2 separate regions of the Mus musculus genome follow, and region 1 is linked to region 2. A link is a contact called in ENCODE Hi-C or POLR2A ChIA-PET data. All regions are on one chromosome and are shown on one strand. Each heading gives the region's core, a stretch centred on a gene start or an enhancer-like site at or near the end of the contact. The rest is flanking DNA. Distances are from core to core; before and after follow the strand shown. Region 1 holds the start of Lxn (latexin). Region 2 holds the start of Gfm1 (G elongation factor, mitochondrial 1).

Evidence for each region. Hi-C counts contacts between places; a loop is a spot of excess contacts on that map. ChIA-PET counts read pairs that join two places held with the same protein, here RNA polymerase II (POLR2A).
Region 1: a loop to region 2 is called in a map of heart, with 2.0 times the contacts of the local background. The contact joins the promoter of Lxn here to the promoter of Gfm1 in region 2. A Hi-C loop is called at or near these places in 2 of 37 maps with a recorded cell type or tissue (heart and left cerebral cortex). POLR2A ChIA-PET finds 5 or more read pairs at or near these places in 3 of 5 experiments (Patski and embryonic stem cell).

The regions. Positions count from the first base shown.
Region 1 is chr3:67,458,411-67,466,073 of GRCm38, forward strand. Lxn (latexin) reads right to left here and starts at 5,497. Exons shown (of 6, transcript NM_016753.4): 1 at 5,176-5,497; 2 at 3,949-4,011; 3 at 2,902-3,079; 4 at 2,512-2,648; 5 at 184-246. The coding sequence starts at 5,304. All of the region lies in intron 13 of Gfm1 (G elongation factor, mitochondrial 1), which reads left to right.
Region 2 is chr3:67,425,977-67,433,725 of GRCm38, forward strand. Gfm1 (G elongation factor, mitochondrial 1) reads left to right here and starts at 4,139. Exons shown (of 18, transcript NM_138591.2): 1 at 4,139-4,346; 2 at 5,674-5,826; 3 at 7,379-7,511. The coding sequence starts at 4,263.

The sequences.
Region 1 (7,663 bases), core at 4,247-6,746, 34 kb after region 2:
TCTTCAGCAGAAATAGCATCAGGCAAATCCAGTCGCTACAAGGATGATACACTTCGACTTGGTGCCTGTCTTAACTGTCAGTAACTTTTACTTAGTTTCAAAAGGAGTAAAGGGACTGTGTGGCTACAAAGCAATTCTTGATTTTCAGAGTGGCATCAAATAAAGAAAAGTTGTATATGTTACCTGCGATGCAATGTCGTGGAGTAGAATGGTGTAATCTAACTCAATGAAGTCATCGTTTCTTTGCTACAACAACAACAACAACAACAAAATGCTTAGACAACATCATGGCAAAAATGACATCTTAATTTCTTTTTTGCATTAATGTTGATTTATTCACTTCAGGTTAGCCTGGCAGAAAACTAGTTTCTTAAAATAATAACAATTCTTCTTTCAAATATTCTTTCAAGCCATTTTTTAAAAATCATTACTTGGCATTTGTTACTCTAAAAAATCGCTTCTCTGATTTTTCACCTTCCAATTTGTGGCAGCTATTTAAAAGCATTACTGTATGTAGCTTTTTATTTATGAACCCTAGTGTCAGTAATGGCAATGGGAACTCATATTAAAAGAAACCAATTATATAACATTCTTTAGAAAACTGACAATAATAAAATGTAATGACTAAGCTATCTGATTTTACAGTTAAAGCTTTGTTCCGTACTGATTGTTACTCAGGAATAAAAAGCAATTATGCAGTGAGCTACATAGAACCACTGCATCTATGTAGCTGTAGACATCATGAGAAGTGTGCTGTGCCCCATGAGGTTGCGGCTTCTGAAGGCTTCTTGCTGTGCTGAGACTCCAGTGGGCAGCACACGCTCCTGGGGCTCCTCCAGCTCGCACTGTTTGTTATACATGCAGCCCACAGCTACCACTCCCTACTGAAGTAAGTTTTCCTTTGAGTGTGGAAGCAAAGAGTTCCCTAACGTCATTGTTGACATGGATGGCATCCTCCATGTTGGATTTTAATAGGTACAGACGTATGACATGCATGAACTAAGCAGTACTTAAGCCTGCTGCCGGGGCTCTCGGGGATACCGCTCAAATACAGAGAAGATGGATAGGTTTATTTTTGTGAGCGTAAAACCGCTGGCTTGTATGTTGGTGGATGTAGCTTGAAGATTCTTGACTGTGGTTGTATGGCCTGTACCTGGCCTGGATTGGTAGTTCAGGGCCTTTAAAGGAATGCCGTGGCCAAGGTTGGTTGGTATCTGTGAATGCACCTGAAAAGCAGACTCTATTTCGTAAGCTTTGGCCTCTGTCTCCGAGAGCTGTCACCGGCTGTGTCTAGTAAGTGGTGACAGAGGCCCTGAAGACAGTGATGCTGTGCTGTTGGTTGCCTGAAAGCTGAAAGAGGGCAGCAGGAAGCCCTTTTCTCTCAGAATTGACAGAAACAACCTTTTTGCTTCCCAGTACTCATTCTTGTTTTCCATTAGATACTAGTTGGATTTCCTCTTTAACCTCAAAAGGTATAAACTAAAGAACATGTTCCTATGCATTTCTGCCCTAGGAAAATGCATTTCTCCATGACCATGGTGTCAGGCTTAAGAAATCATACGGCTCCTAACAAAATGTGAGGTCATAAACTGTGACTAAAAGGATTAGAGAAAAGAATCCCGAATGAGCCAAGGAACAACTCAAACTGCTCCAAGTTTACAGACAGAGACCACAGTGCCACAATTCTCTCTAGGGGGAAATGCCAGTCTTGTCTCTGGGTAGCCATGGAACTAGCATTCAGTAAAGAAAAATGCAGTTAGCTCTGCAGTACTTGACAATAGCGTTCAGATTCACTAGTGAGGTTGCTAAAGGAGCTACTCTTTAAGACCAAAGGAAAAAATATATATCATATATCATATATATATTACATATATATATTTAAAAAACATTAAAAAGTGTCAGATTTGGACTCACAACTTGATAGTTTTGGAAGTGCGGCTTTACTTGTGAGTGCTATAAAAAGTGGCCCTCAGGACCTGTGGAAACCAAATTAGGGACAGGGTGATTCCTTGAAAGTGTACAGTGTATCTGAGTGTTTGTTGTATACGTACTAACAAAGCTACAACCCTTTTGCTCTGGAACGGATCTGAACAAAGCATCACAGATAACAAAATCTGAATTTCTTGGCATGAAAGACAAACCGTAAGCCTGTGAAAATGCAGTCTAGAACTACTCATTATTAGAAGGTGCTTCATAGAAAACCCTTAGTCTTGCTCACACTCACTTCCCATATCGGGTGACCCCGGAAAGCACACTAACCAGAGGCAGCTGTTGGGAAGGCAGGTATTATGAACAGAGGCCTCGTCTGGGTTCTCTCTAACAAGCCACCTGACCTTCAGGACCAGTGTTGTTGCTCTCCGTGCTTCCTCTAAGCTGACTGACTAGCAGTGCCTTCAGACTGCCAGCCTCACTGGTTTCAATACAAGACAGCAATAGGAACACTATCCAACTCCAAACTCCAGTGCCTTGTCTGTATTACTGTTAATAGCACACTGTGTAGAGACTACGTACCACTTGCTTGACCGTCTGAATTTTTAACATTTTATACCATGTGTCTTCAGTCGAATTCTGCCACATTACATAACCGCAGGCGACCCAGGCTAAGTGCTGGACTGGCTTCATTTGTGGAGACACATTTCCAAAATTGTCTGGTAGAGAAAACATTTTAGATTAAAAATTAAGTCATAGTTATGCTATCTAACATGGGTAAACACTAAATTAAGCCATGAATGTATAAAATTCCAAAAAGCCTCTTTTGATTGCTGGCTTAGATTCGAAGTAAGTATTTTTGCAAAAGTCTAGTTATTTCCAACCTAGATACCATGAAACAGTTTTGAGGATGGACAGCAGAGGTGCATCTCAAGTTGGCAGAACATCATTTCCCATGCGCTATGTGTGTACCTGGGATGTCCTGTGCTTCCAGCGGTCTCTTCAGAGACATGAGGCTTTGATAAAATGTGTTATCTTCCTCATCTGGGTTCTTGCCGATTTCTCCTTCGAATGTGAAGTTGACTTCTGGTGCAGAGCCTTGTCCCATTTGGGGGTAAAGAACTTCAGCTGTGCAGTTCACTGTAACTTGCTGTTGAGAGCATTTTTTACAAAAGTAACACAAAAGATCAGTCTTACAGATGGCCATTCATTGTTGTAAGTTTCTAGGTTCCAGAATCTTAGGAATGTTAGCCCTGTCTGTTAGTGGGGTGGTGGTTTACAATGTCAAATTTTAGCCTGACTGCCTACCAAAGGAGGGCTACCAAAGCTTGTTCCATACCCCCTCCCTCTGCTTGTGAAGCCACTGTTTCTCCCAAATGTGGCCCGAGCAGTCTCTCCTAATATAAAGTAAGGGTTGCAGCCTGCTATGGAGATGGCTGTCTAGTAGCTCAGTGCCTTTCAGGGGATTTCCTCTTGTTATCTCCTCGGGGAGAGGAAAACTTCCCACGGCTTCAAGATGGCTGTGGCGCCAACTACAGTTCCCTTCTTTTACATTTATTTCATTGATAATTTGACATGCATTCAAAATTTTCAAACTTTCCTGTCCCACTACTGCAAGATTAGTGGAATCACTGTTGGAGGTTCTATTGTTCCTGAATTTCTAAATGTACTTAATTTGAATATCCAATTAAAAACCAAAATAAAAGGCAGGCATGAGAAAACAGTCATGACTGGAGAGTAAATTACCTCTTTCAGTCCTACAAGGCGTGAATTCAGACTGCTTGGAATCTACTTAAGGGTAATTTATTTGAACTGAAACACAGACTTTTCTAAACAATTGAACAGAAAGAAAGTGCTCAGGCAGTCCACACTGGCTTGTGAAGCTCTGCCTGCAGAGCCATGGCTGCCCATACTCAGAATCTCCCAGCAGCCGCAGTGGAGGCCCAGGGTAAACCCTCAGCGAGAATGAGCCGCAACACTGAGAACGCACGCGTATTCTAGAAAAGACAGCTCACTTACTTTTTGGATAATTTCTTCCACAGAAAACTTAAGATGGTACTTGTGCCCTCTTCCTGGGATATCCTAAAATTAAGAAAAAAATATAGTGGAGAAAAGAATACTGTAATATATCACATCTTTTTAGTTAGGACATTCTTATTACGTGACTGGGAGGGTGGCTGGTGGGAAGAAATACACTAAAGTTTTGCGTCTTTTAAAACATCCCAGGGGTCTTGTTCTGACGTTCCTCATGACTGTACATCTTACCATCCTTCATCGCTTCCCAAGCCCGGCTGCTCAGGAAGGCGGTCATCGGGTGTCTAGCATGGACTTGGCAGTATCTAGCAAGTTTATTTAGGTAGGTCTAGGAAGCGGGTGGAAACGTACAGAGGACACAGATGCAGTGGCAGTAGGCACATCTTTGGAAGGGTTTGTCTTAAAGCCGGGGGTACCAGAGTGTTCAGTGAGTAAACGACGTGTGGTGGATGAGTGCCAAGTGCTCAGAGACAGTGTGTGTAAGTGCTGTTGATACTGTCCTGTCAAACACCACTTCAAAAGACCTTATGAATAGATCATTTAGATATCCCCCTTTTAAATGAAAGCCAGTTTTGAAGTGTGTAACTAATTTATATTATCTAGTACAGTTTCGAAAATAAAAATCATTTCTTTGTCAGCCAAAAAAATCTTGAGCTGTAAGAAAAAAAAAATAGGGACACTCGCTAGGTAGGTGAGGCCCTTTAGCCTAGCCGGCTTCAGCAGAGGCAAGGCTGCATGTCAGGCAGGATGTGGGCGGCTGGAGCCCGAGCAGCCCACACTGCCTTTGTTTTTTCCTCGGGGCGAATTTCTTGCGTTTTCCCGTCGTTTTGGGCAAAGGGCTTAAGAGTTACTCTTAAAAGTTTATGGAGTCGTTTGGAGGCCATGAGCTTTTGTTGGCCAAGGCTAGCTAGCGGCAGATGGAGAAACTATAACAGCTTCCAGATTGTTTAGAATGCTGTCTTCCCTAGACCTCTTCTCTCCACAGGAAAGGGTGAGATTAACCCCGTGTATTTCCCAATCCCTTAAACTAATATGCACAAAATCTGGCTGCATAGGTCCTCTGCTTTACCGTGAAAGCAAACAGTTCTGGGATGAGTCCCATATAGGGGAGCTCATAGCAATGCTATTCAGAGGCAGAGCAGGGTCCCGCGGCCGGGATGGGGTGGGGGCAGTAGGGGGAGCCGATCGCAGGGCTTCTCCTCGCAGACTCACCTCCTTGCTGGCCTGCTGGACCGTCTGCACCAGGAACAGCTTGTGGGGAGTCCCCTGCTGGTAGTTAATGCAGTTCTCCGCCACCGAGGCGGCCCTGGACGCAGCATAGTGGGTGGGTGGGATTTCCATCTTGGGGGAGACAGCGCGGGCTATCCTAGTTCAAAGAGATCACGGCGGGTGCAGCCAGGGTCCCGTCAGTGTGGAGTGCTGGCCAGCCGAGTGGGTGTCCAAGTGGGTGTCGGTGAGGTGGTGAAGTCAGTCGGTAGCTGGGCTGGGCGTGCGCGCTTGCTCGCTCCTCAGCGCCTTCCTTCCCTCTTCCTCCTTCACTCAGGAAACCGTTCGGGCAGTGGCTCTGCCGGGAGCCTCGGCCCCGCCCTGGGGTAGGCGGGCACCTCCGGGAGAAAAGCTCGGGCATTCCCTCCGGCTCCCGCGGGTCTGGGCAGGTGTGGAGCGGGAGGGAGAACCTGGAGGAAGGGGAAGGGCTTTCTGGCCTTGCCTCGATGGGTCCTTCTGAGGGCTTCAGCTGCCGGATGAGGAATCGCTGGCTGTTTCACGTACAGATTAGAGTACACCTCTCCTTTTTCAAACGGGCTGTCACGGGGCAGGGGGCAAAGTGCTCCAAGTGTAATTCAGCCCTTACCCTTCCCTTTGTGAGACTCTTGCTCAGCCAGGTTCCTTTAGAGGCAGATCCAGAGTGGGAAAGCAGAAAAGCCATTTTAAAACGTTGGGAGACTGGTCAGGATCAGAGGAAATACTTCCCCATTCATAAGACCTTAGTGATCTTAGAAATATAAAGCTTAATGAGCGTGAACCACCACTCCCATCTTTCTTGAAATCCTATTTTAATGACTTTTTATGTGTATGTGCACACGTGTGTGCAGGCACATCAGATTACCCGGGAGCTGGAGTTGTGTGCCACACAGTATGGGTGCTGGGGACCAAACTCAAGTCCTCTGCCTCAGCTGCCGAGCCAACTCTCCAGCCCCATCTCTATTTCTCTTAAAAGGTAGATGGTTGGAGGCTTTCTGGGTAGACTGTCTATGTTGCAGCCACTCTGCAGAGAAGGGGAAGGTGCCCTGTGGGACACGTGTTGCTTTCCTCGTGTGCTAATGGAGCTTTCCTATAACTGAGGACTTTCTTTGGGCCCAGTGGATTATTAAATACCAACCAACTCAGTTCGTTCATTCCCCATCTTTTCTAGTTATGTTAGCCAACAGCAATGAAGCAGCTAGGGGATAACAAGTCTAACTTTTTTTTTTTCTCTTGATATTGGAAATGTTTGTCTTTTTAGCTGTAAGCCAACCCCTTTAGGAGAGAGTGTGTGTGTGAGTATGGGCTTCCAAAGTGAGCATTTTAAAGTCTAACGAATAGTCAAAGATTCTGTATTTAATAATTAGTATAGACTGGCATGATGGCACTTGAGGTTTCTTAAAATTGTAATTATTACTTAAAAGGGAAACTTTTTCATTTAAACATTAAATAAACTGAATTGCAAGAATATCATTCCTAGCCTTGTGCCTTCTTTTAAAATGTCTTTCTTAGAGTTTTTGCCTGCATGATGTGTGTGTGTGTGTGTGTGTGTGTGTGTGTGTCCCTATTGCCCAAGGAGGTGTCAGTAAAAGGTGTCAAATTCCATGGGACTGGAGTTAGAGATGACTGTGAGCCACCATGTTGCAGGGAATCAAATCCCAGTCTGCAAGAGCAGAAAGTGTTTTCAACCACTGAGTTGTCTGTTCAGTCCCACTTGGGTCTTGGTTACCTACTACAATCTCACCAGTGGTTGATATTCAGTCCATTATCTTCAGACTTGAGTAATATGTAGATTGTCTTCAAGGTAATAAGTTATTATGAGTCCCCAGGATTATATACTTTATACTACTGGTATTATATTACAGTATGAGCATTAAACAAGATAAAAAAAATACTGTGGCTTATAACTTAGTATGAATATAAAATCAAAATGGCCAGTCATGGTGGCTCATGCTTTTAATACAAGCACTTAGAAGACAGAGGCAGGGGGATCTCTTGAGAGTTTCAGATGACCCAGGGCAAAATAGTGAGACCCTGTCTCAAAAAAAAAACAAAAAAAAAAAAAAGTAAAAATAAATCTACAAATTATAGATTTTTTTTTTTTAAAAACCCACAATTCTTAATATGACATGATATTTTGACAAAGTCTTTCACGGGTTGCCAGCAGTGTGACTCCAGGCTAGTCTTTGCCCTTCAGCATGCCTGCCTGCCTGCCTGCCTGCCAGTCAGTCTCGTCTTTCAGTCTGTTCTCGTTCAGTGCCCACCAGTGACAACGCAGTGACCATGCCAGTCAGGGGTCTGGTCAGTTTCTATTTTCCTGTTAGCATTCTAGGAAAATGTGTGGTTAAGGGTACTGCTGTTGATGCAAACCCTGGCTATGGAGGTAGGTAGCAGTCACATTTGTCTGTTACTTCGCCTCTCTCCCTCTCTCAGGTCTCACACCTATAAAATAAAGACC
Region 2 (7,749 bases), core at 2,889-5,388:
GAGTCTGAGAACACTCTGGCCAGGCCTCTTCACAGGCCTGGGAACCGCTAAACCAGTTCTGGCCTTCCCACATTTCAGATTGTGCTTTCCGACCCCCCAGAACAGTGTCTAAGCACTTCCAAACAACCCAGCACCCTGTTGGCCTGGGATAAGGGCAGTCAAACTCCCCACATTCCACCTCTCCAAGAGGCCCTGCCCAGCCTAGGAGCAGGCCTGGTCAACAGACTGAAAAGATATTTGGTTTTACTGTAGGTCGCTGGACTATCTAGTCTCAGGTTCTTGGTCACCCTAGCAGTGCCAGGTATGGGTTCCATCTTGTGGAGTGGGCCTTAAGTCAAATCAGTTATTGGTTGGTTATTCCCACAAGTTTTGCGCCACCACTACACCAGCATAACTTGCAGGCAGGCCACCATTGTAAATCAATGGGTCTGTGGCTGGGCTGGTGTTTATATTTCTTTTGGTAGCATGCAGAGTACCTTCCTTTACACTAGAACATTGGGGTGAAGACTCTGTAGGCACCAGCTTGATTTCTCCATGTTCAATGAGTTCCCTAGGTGTTGTCCTCAGCAATTCGTGGAGAACAATACATAGTCTTAATAGCAAGCCGAGGTGGTTTGCTGACTTCCAGGGGACCCCTTTGACCAACCACTCAATTAGATGAACTGGAAATTTTATTTGATATCGAAAGATAGCCAGTTTGGGGTACTGTCTTTGCTATTATTTGGAGATTTTATTTAGAGCACTTTCTTTTTTGTTTTGTTTTGTGTTTTTGTTTTTCGAGACAGGGTTTCTCTGTGTAGCCCTGGCTGCCCTGGAATGCACTCTGTAGACCAGGCTGGCCTTGAACTCAGAAATCCACCTGCCTCTGCCTCCCAACTGCTGGGACTAAAGGCATCTGCCACCAAGCCCAGATTCAGTTTCTAATATATGTCTATATTAGGTTTCTAATTTATTAGAATTCCAGAATACCCTTCAAATGGCCCTTCAGTTTAGCTGTCTCCTCCCATATTCCTTCCTCATCTCCCTCTCCTCTTTCCCTCCCTACTCGATACTCCTTTTCCTCTGAGATCTATCTGTTCCCTCTAGTTCCTTTATTTATTCACAACTTCTGTGATATTATATAGATTGTAGTGTCATTGGCATTGACTTAGCTACTCTTCACATATCAGTGAATATATACCACATTTCTCTTTCGGGCTTACTTCACTCACGATGGTTTTTACCTAGACCCATCCTTTACCATCATTTCATTATTTCATTTTTTTTAAAGTTGGAATATTCCATTATGGATATGTTGCACATTTCATTATCCATTTTTCTGGTGAGGCACATCTAGGTTCTTTGCAGTTCCTGGCTATTGTAAATAGAGGAGCAATGAATATAGATAAGCAAGTGTCTCTATGGTAGGATGAAGCAACGTTTGGGTCTATTTCCAAGAGTGATATGGCTGGATCCTGAAGTAGATCAATTCCCATCTTCTTGAGGAGCTACCACACTGATTTCCAAAACGGCTGTACAAGTTTGTGCACCTGTACAAATCACAGGTATAATCAAAGGTTATCATTGGTTGTTCCGAATCTAGGTAATACTTGCCAACAAAGGTACAGAGCATTTCCAATGCTACATTTGTGAGTTGGGCTGATGTTATTAAAGAATGGTTCTGACATGGCTTTTTTTTTTTTACAAGAATAAGAGTTATGAAAGACATCATGGTGATTTATCATGTGATATCATGATAGATATTAAATACAATGAACTACGGGAGAAAGAACAGGATGTGTGCAGATGTAGAAAGGAGTGAGGGAGCTGTTGAAACTTGTCGGGCAGAGGTGTACAAATTAAGAAGACAAATGACTTAAGGAACAAGAGTGTTGGGTAGACATCAGTGACTGGGAATTTGGAACCAGTGTTCCATCTTTGGATGTCTTATTCTGTCCGGGTTTACAGTTGAAGGTAGAAGGATACTGCAGACACAGAGCCCTCTGATGTTCCTCCTCTACAAGAAAGTACAGAAAGAAGTGTCACTGTGCCTTGACCCCAAGCTTTGTTCTCGGCTAACAATGCCTCCACCTGTACAGGGCTGAAGTATCCTGGAAAGAGAGCTGAACTTCCTTCCCAAAGAGCATTATGAAAAACATTGAACTTGTACCTAATAGGTTTCTCTGCCAACAAAATGAACCAATTCAAGTCAAATCAAAAGTATAAATCGTTAGCACAGCTCTAGGCTCTGCCCAACAGTTACCTTGCAACAGTTTGCATCTATGCTCACCAGGTATGATCCAGGAGCTAGGCATATAAGAAGACCTCTTCCCTCTCCTTCCCACATGTCTCCTGTTGGACAGCTGGACCCTTTCTCCCTTTCTCGCTCTTCTTTCTTTCTGTCCTTCTCTATCCCCCCACTTTTTCTGCCTGTACTCCTTTTCCAGGCCCCCTTCCTTTCCCCCAATAAACTTCCTCTTATACTAAGCTGTTTCCTCAGCGGGAACACCTCACCTCGGCCGGCTGAGTTGCTCCTTCCTGCCTGATCACTGCCACCTGTTTATAAAAAACAACATAAAGGCAGGCTTATTAAAAGGCAGCAGTCTGGCGAGTTGGCCAATCTATCAGGTGGAGGTCAGTAAAGTCATTCGCCCAGGATAAAGCAAGGAGGTTTTATAGTTTTGGGCCGTGTGGTGATGAAACATGGGATTATGCCCATATAAGGTTAAAAAAAAGAAAAAAGAAAAAAAAAAAAAAAAAAAAAAGCTGAGCGCCCAGGCAGGCACTCCCAGGTGGGTAGCGGGAATCAGGAAGATGATGACCTGTTAGGCTGTAGTTTCCTTTGAGGGGTCAGGGAGCTTTTTCTGTGTGGTAGGATGGGGAAGGAGGGCACATAGGGTTTTGTAGCTGGGGGGTGTGTGGGGGGGGGGTGTGTCGGGGGGTGATGAGCACGGGTTCCAGCCTAACAACACTAAAGTAAGGAGATCATTTTCTGCGGAGAGGGAATATGGTCTGGCTTGAGAAGATCCTTTTAGTCAGTGTGTGAGTTTACTGAAAAAAAAAAAAAAAAACCGGGAAAGACAAAAGCCGTGAAATCAACCCGGTTCTCATCACAGTAACCCCAGGAAGAAATAGCCCTGTGGAGAGGTGGAAGGAAATGGGAGGTTCGCATATGCTGAGAGGCTTAGATTACAGGAGCCAGCAAGTGACTGCCATCTTTGGCTAGGTCAACTGGATGGACGGAGATTCTTTTGCTAAGATGGAGACTGTATGAGGAGGTTTGGGGAAGACTAGAAGCTCTGTTTTAGATATGTCAACGTTTTTGAGGCCTTTAAGAAGCCCAGACAGAAGCGCCACGGGTGCAGTTTTGAAGATGCATAGCTAGTATTACTGATGAACAATAAAGAAGGTTTTGAAAAATTTTATTTGTAATCCAACATATATCTACTCTCATTTCCCCAGAGTCTCTTTGAAGTATTTGTTTTTAAGATTTACTTATTATGTATACAGCTTTCTGCCTGCATGTATACCTTGCAGGCCAGAAGAGGGCACCAGATCTCATTACAGATGGTTGTGAGCCACCATGCGTTTGCTGGGAATTGAACTCAGGACCTCAGGAAGAGCAGACCTCTTAACCTCTGAGCCGTATCTCCAGCCCCTCCCCCAGATTCTCTGATGCTGTAGTAATGAATACATTTTTGTGTACTCCTTCCATTTAAATTGTTATAAACGTTTTCCCATTGTCATGCAGGTAAAACAACTATGTTTAAAATCTGCAGCTTTTGTTTTGTTTTGTTGAAACAGGTTCTCACTGTCTAGTCCTGTCTGGCCCAGAATTCTTTGCTGACCAGGCTATCTTGGAACTCATTAGAGATCCGCCTAGTTCTGCCTCTGAAGTGTTCTTATTAGACATGTGTGACGCCATACCCGGCACGTTTTTGTTTTTTTTATACAGAGATGGTTTTTTAATTTTTATTTTTTTCCTTTAAAGACAAAGGGACCAGAGTACCTGCCTCCGTAGTAATGACACCTCCCTGTGACAATCCTCTGCATAAACTACGCTTTCTCCTCCTGACCAGGAGAGGGCGCGCGCCACGTCGAGCTCAGACAGAGGTGCCTCTCCCTTGTCTTCCTCTGGCCGTCCTCCTGACCTTCCTCCCGGAAGTGCTCCTGCGGCTCCGGTTGCCGGCGTGACTTTGAGCTCTTCCCGCTCTGCTGCCGGCGCTGAGCACAACCGATCACCTCAGAGCAGGAGCCTTGGAAGTGGCTGTTCCAGGCTTGCCATGCGGCTGCTGCGGGTCGCCGCAGCCCTGGGGCGTGGACCGTTCCCTCGGGTCCCTGCAGTCCTGGGCTGGCAGGGGAAGCAGGTACTGGTGCCAGAGAACCTTCCAGAGCAGGGCAGGTTGGCGACACCTTTCCTTACCTGGGGTCTTGAGCAGCGATTTCCCGAGCCCCGTAAGCCCTTGGGTATCCGCATGCCAGCTCGGCCTTGCGACCCGCAGCTCTGCGCCGGGGTCCCTCCCTTCCTGATGATCTACCTTAAAGAGAAGTGCCCCGAGTGAAGGTCAGATGAAAGTTAGTGTCCCCGGGGCTCGAATCCCGGATTTCGGACTCGTTATCCAGTGGTCCTCTTACTACTGGGTGTGGTTGGATGCTCTCTGAACGTGTGGGTTCTATTCAACATCCCGGTACTCTTCTCTGGCCAAGTTTCCCAGTCAGGTGTATAGATTAAACTTTGTAAGTCTTTGGAGTGAGGTACTCAGAGCAGGGAAGCCGTTGGTAGATGTGACCTCTTACCTGTCATGGATACCTCGTTTGCTTTGCTACCAAGTGTTCCTGTGGTTTAACCATCCAAGCGCTTGTCAGCTGTCTTCTTTGACATGTGCCCAGTTTCCCTCTACCCAGAAGTGTTTGCCAAGCGTTTGGGTGTGCAGTTTTGTTTTGATTCAACAAATACATCCCCCTCCACCCCCCACTGTAAAGCTGACAGGAACACCACCACCCCAAAAGGCACTTCCTTGTTTTCGTTCAGATGAAATTGGAAACCTTTTTGGAGTTGTCTTGTGGCTGTTAGTTGGGTAGACCCATATGCCCCTTGCTAGCTGTGAATTACAGGACGGGAGAAGACAGAGAACCTAAGGTACAATTCAATCTAAAACTTGTATCTCTTGTTAAAGTGGCCATTGAGAGGTATAGCTCTGACTATTATGGTAGTGTGTATTTAAAAGTTAGCAGTGTGGATCAGCCAGCCATAAGGGTAGTTGTCAAGTGTGACAGCCTGAGTGTCAGTCTTGGGACCCACACAGTGGAGGGGTGAAAACGTAGCCCATGACTGCTCTTCCAGAGGAAGAGTTGAATGCCCAAAACTCACATCTTTGTTCGGAACCATCCATAACTCCAGCTCTAGGCGATGTGACCTTTCCAGCACCAGGCGTGCACGTGGTGCAGAGATATATATGCAAGCAAAACACATATACACGAACCTTTAAAAGTCTCAAGTTTAAAACTAACATTTAGAAGCAGTAGTTGTGCTTCTTTTATGAGTATTATTCAGAATTAAATCCAGGGCTCCTTAGATAATACGGAGGTTGAGAACCTTGCTTTGAGGATGAGAAAACAAGTCCGTAGTTCAGGTTTTAACTGTGATCTCGTATAATAGGTGTGCTAAACTGAGCTTTTAAAACTGTTTCTCAGGCTGATTGGAAGACCCGCCGATGGTGTTCGTCAGGGCCAGTTCCCAATGAAAAAATACGGAACATTGGGATCTCAGCTCACATTGATTCTGGGAAGACGACGCTAACAGAACGGGTGCTATACTACACTGGCAGGATTGCCACGATGCACGAGGTGTGTGCTTAGCGGTTGATTCCAGAGCGATTCAGAAATCGATTTTAATTCTACTGTTGTTATAGTTTCATAAGTTTCAGAAAACCTTGTTTTAGGATGAAAACTGGTCGGGTGCAGGGCAGTGGTTCTCTACTTTCCTAATGCTGCGAGCATTTAGCATAGCCTCATGTTGTGGTGACCACCAACCATAAAATTATATTTGTTGCTACTTCATAACTGAATGGTAATATACATATCTGTGTTTTCCAATGTTCTTGGGCAACCCTTATGAAAGGGTCGTTCCACCTCAGAGGGGTTGCAACCCACAGGATGGGAACCACTGCCACAGAGGCTCCTTAGCCAAAGTCAGATGGACAAAGAGGAGAGGTCAAGCTGGCTTGAGATGTGACTGTGTATTCACAACCCCTCTAGAAGTGAGTGATGGCTGTGAACATCCTGGGTTGATGCTGAGATGGCATGACAGACCCTTATACAGCTGTCACAACAGTCTTACGCATGTCAATGAAGGATCCATGTTTATAATGTTAAATGGAAAGTGAATCTCAAAAGGTGCTGTCCATGTCAAAACAAAACACACAGCTTTCATCTTAAAGGAAATCAGAGTTTTTATCTGGAGCCATTTTGAGTATGGCTCAGAAACACAGGTTGTCCCAAATTTAATGTTCTACCATGCAAGCAGTTTCATGATGTTCTAATTTTATAGAACAAAGAAAGTCAGAGATCAAGGCAGGTTTAAAATGCATTGGTGGGCACACCAGAGAGGCAAGGACAATGAGATGGGAAACTATTCTATAGGCCCAAGACGACATTCTTAGCTTTAGGACTGGCAGACGCTAGTGTCCTGCTAAGTTAATCGCGTCTAAGAGGTTTTAGTGTATTCTCATGAGGTGTTATTTCAGATACACGGTTGGGCAAGGCACAGCCCAGCACAGGGTAAGTAGCCCCTGAACCTGCATGATTCCAATTCTCCCCAGTAGGAAATTCTGATGGGTCCATCATACTCTGCAGATAGACTCCTTCCAGGAGGTCTGCAGTCACAGCCAGACATGGCTTCTTTTCAGGAAGTTTCATCCACAGCACTGAATACAAGTTCTACAAAAACCTACCAGAAAAGCATTGTTTAAAATGTTGGCACTCGAAGATACTGCCAAACCACTGAGTGACTTAACGCCCGCTCAGGCTGTTCTTCAGCCGAAGGGCATCCGCCAAACCATATCCTTTAGAAGCTAAACACTCCCATTTTGTGCTCACAGTCTGAGGAGAGCCGCAGAGAGGTCTGCTGCCTGAATATCATGAGTTCGTAGACTCTGAAACGCCAGCAGCCAGCAGTTCAGGGGAAGCAGATGGTGGTCCCCAAGTGCTTGTCAGCTGCCAACAAGGAAGAACTGAGTATGGGAGCCGAGACAGGAAACAAGAGTTTTATGAAATGATACGGTTATAGGATTAGGCTCATCTCACACTTGCATACGTTAGCTTTGATTTCTGGTTCTGTTTCAGTCAAGATTTCTTTCTGGGATGAGAGAAAAATGTGAGTTCTTGTGTTCATGTTTAGGTGAAAGGTAAAGATGGAGTTGGCGCTGTCATGGATTCCATGGAGCTGGAGAGGCAGCGAGGGATCACGATCCAGTCAGCAGCTACGTATACCATGTGGAAAGACATCAATATCAACATCATAGACACGCCAGGTAAGTGGGCCCTTTGCTTTGTGTTTTCTTGAAGCAAAAGTATATGTAATTCTTTTTACTACCATGATCCAGTTCATCTTTGAGGATCAGATTTTAAAAGTGCAAAACTGAATTCCTACCAGATTTGGGACTTAAAGCACTTTGTTTGTATGTTGCTTCTTTGAAAAATAACACTAAGAAAGTAAGAAGAGCTCTCCCGTTGCCATAGCTCCCCCTAATGTCCTTTAGAAGTAATCCT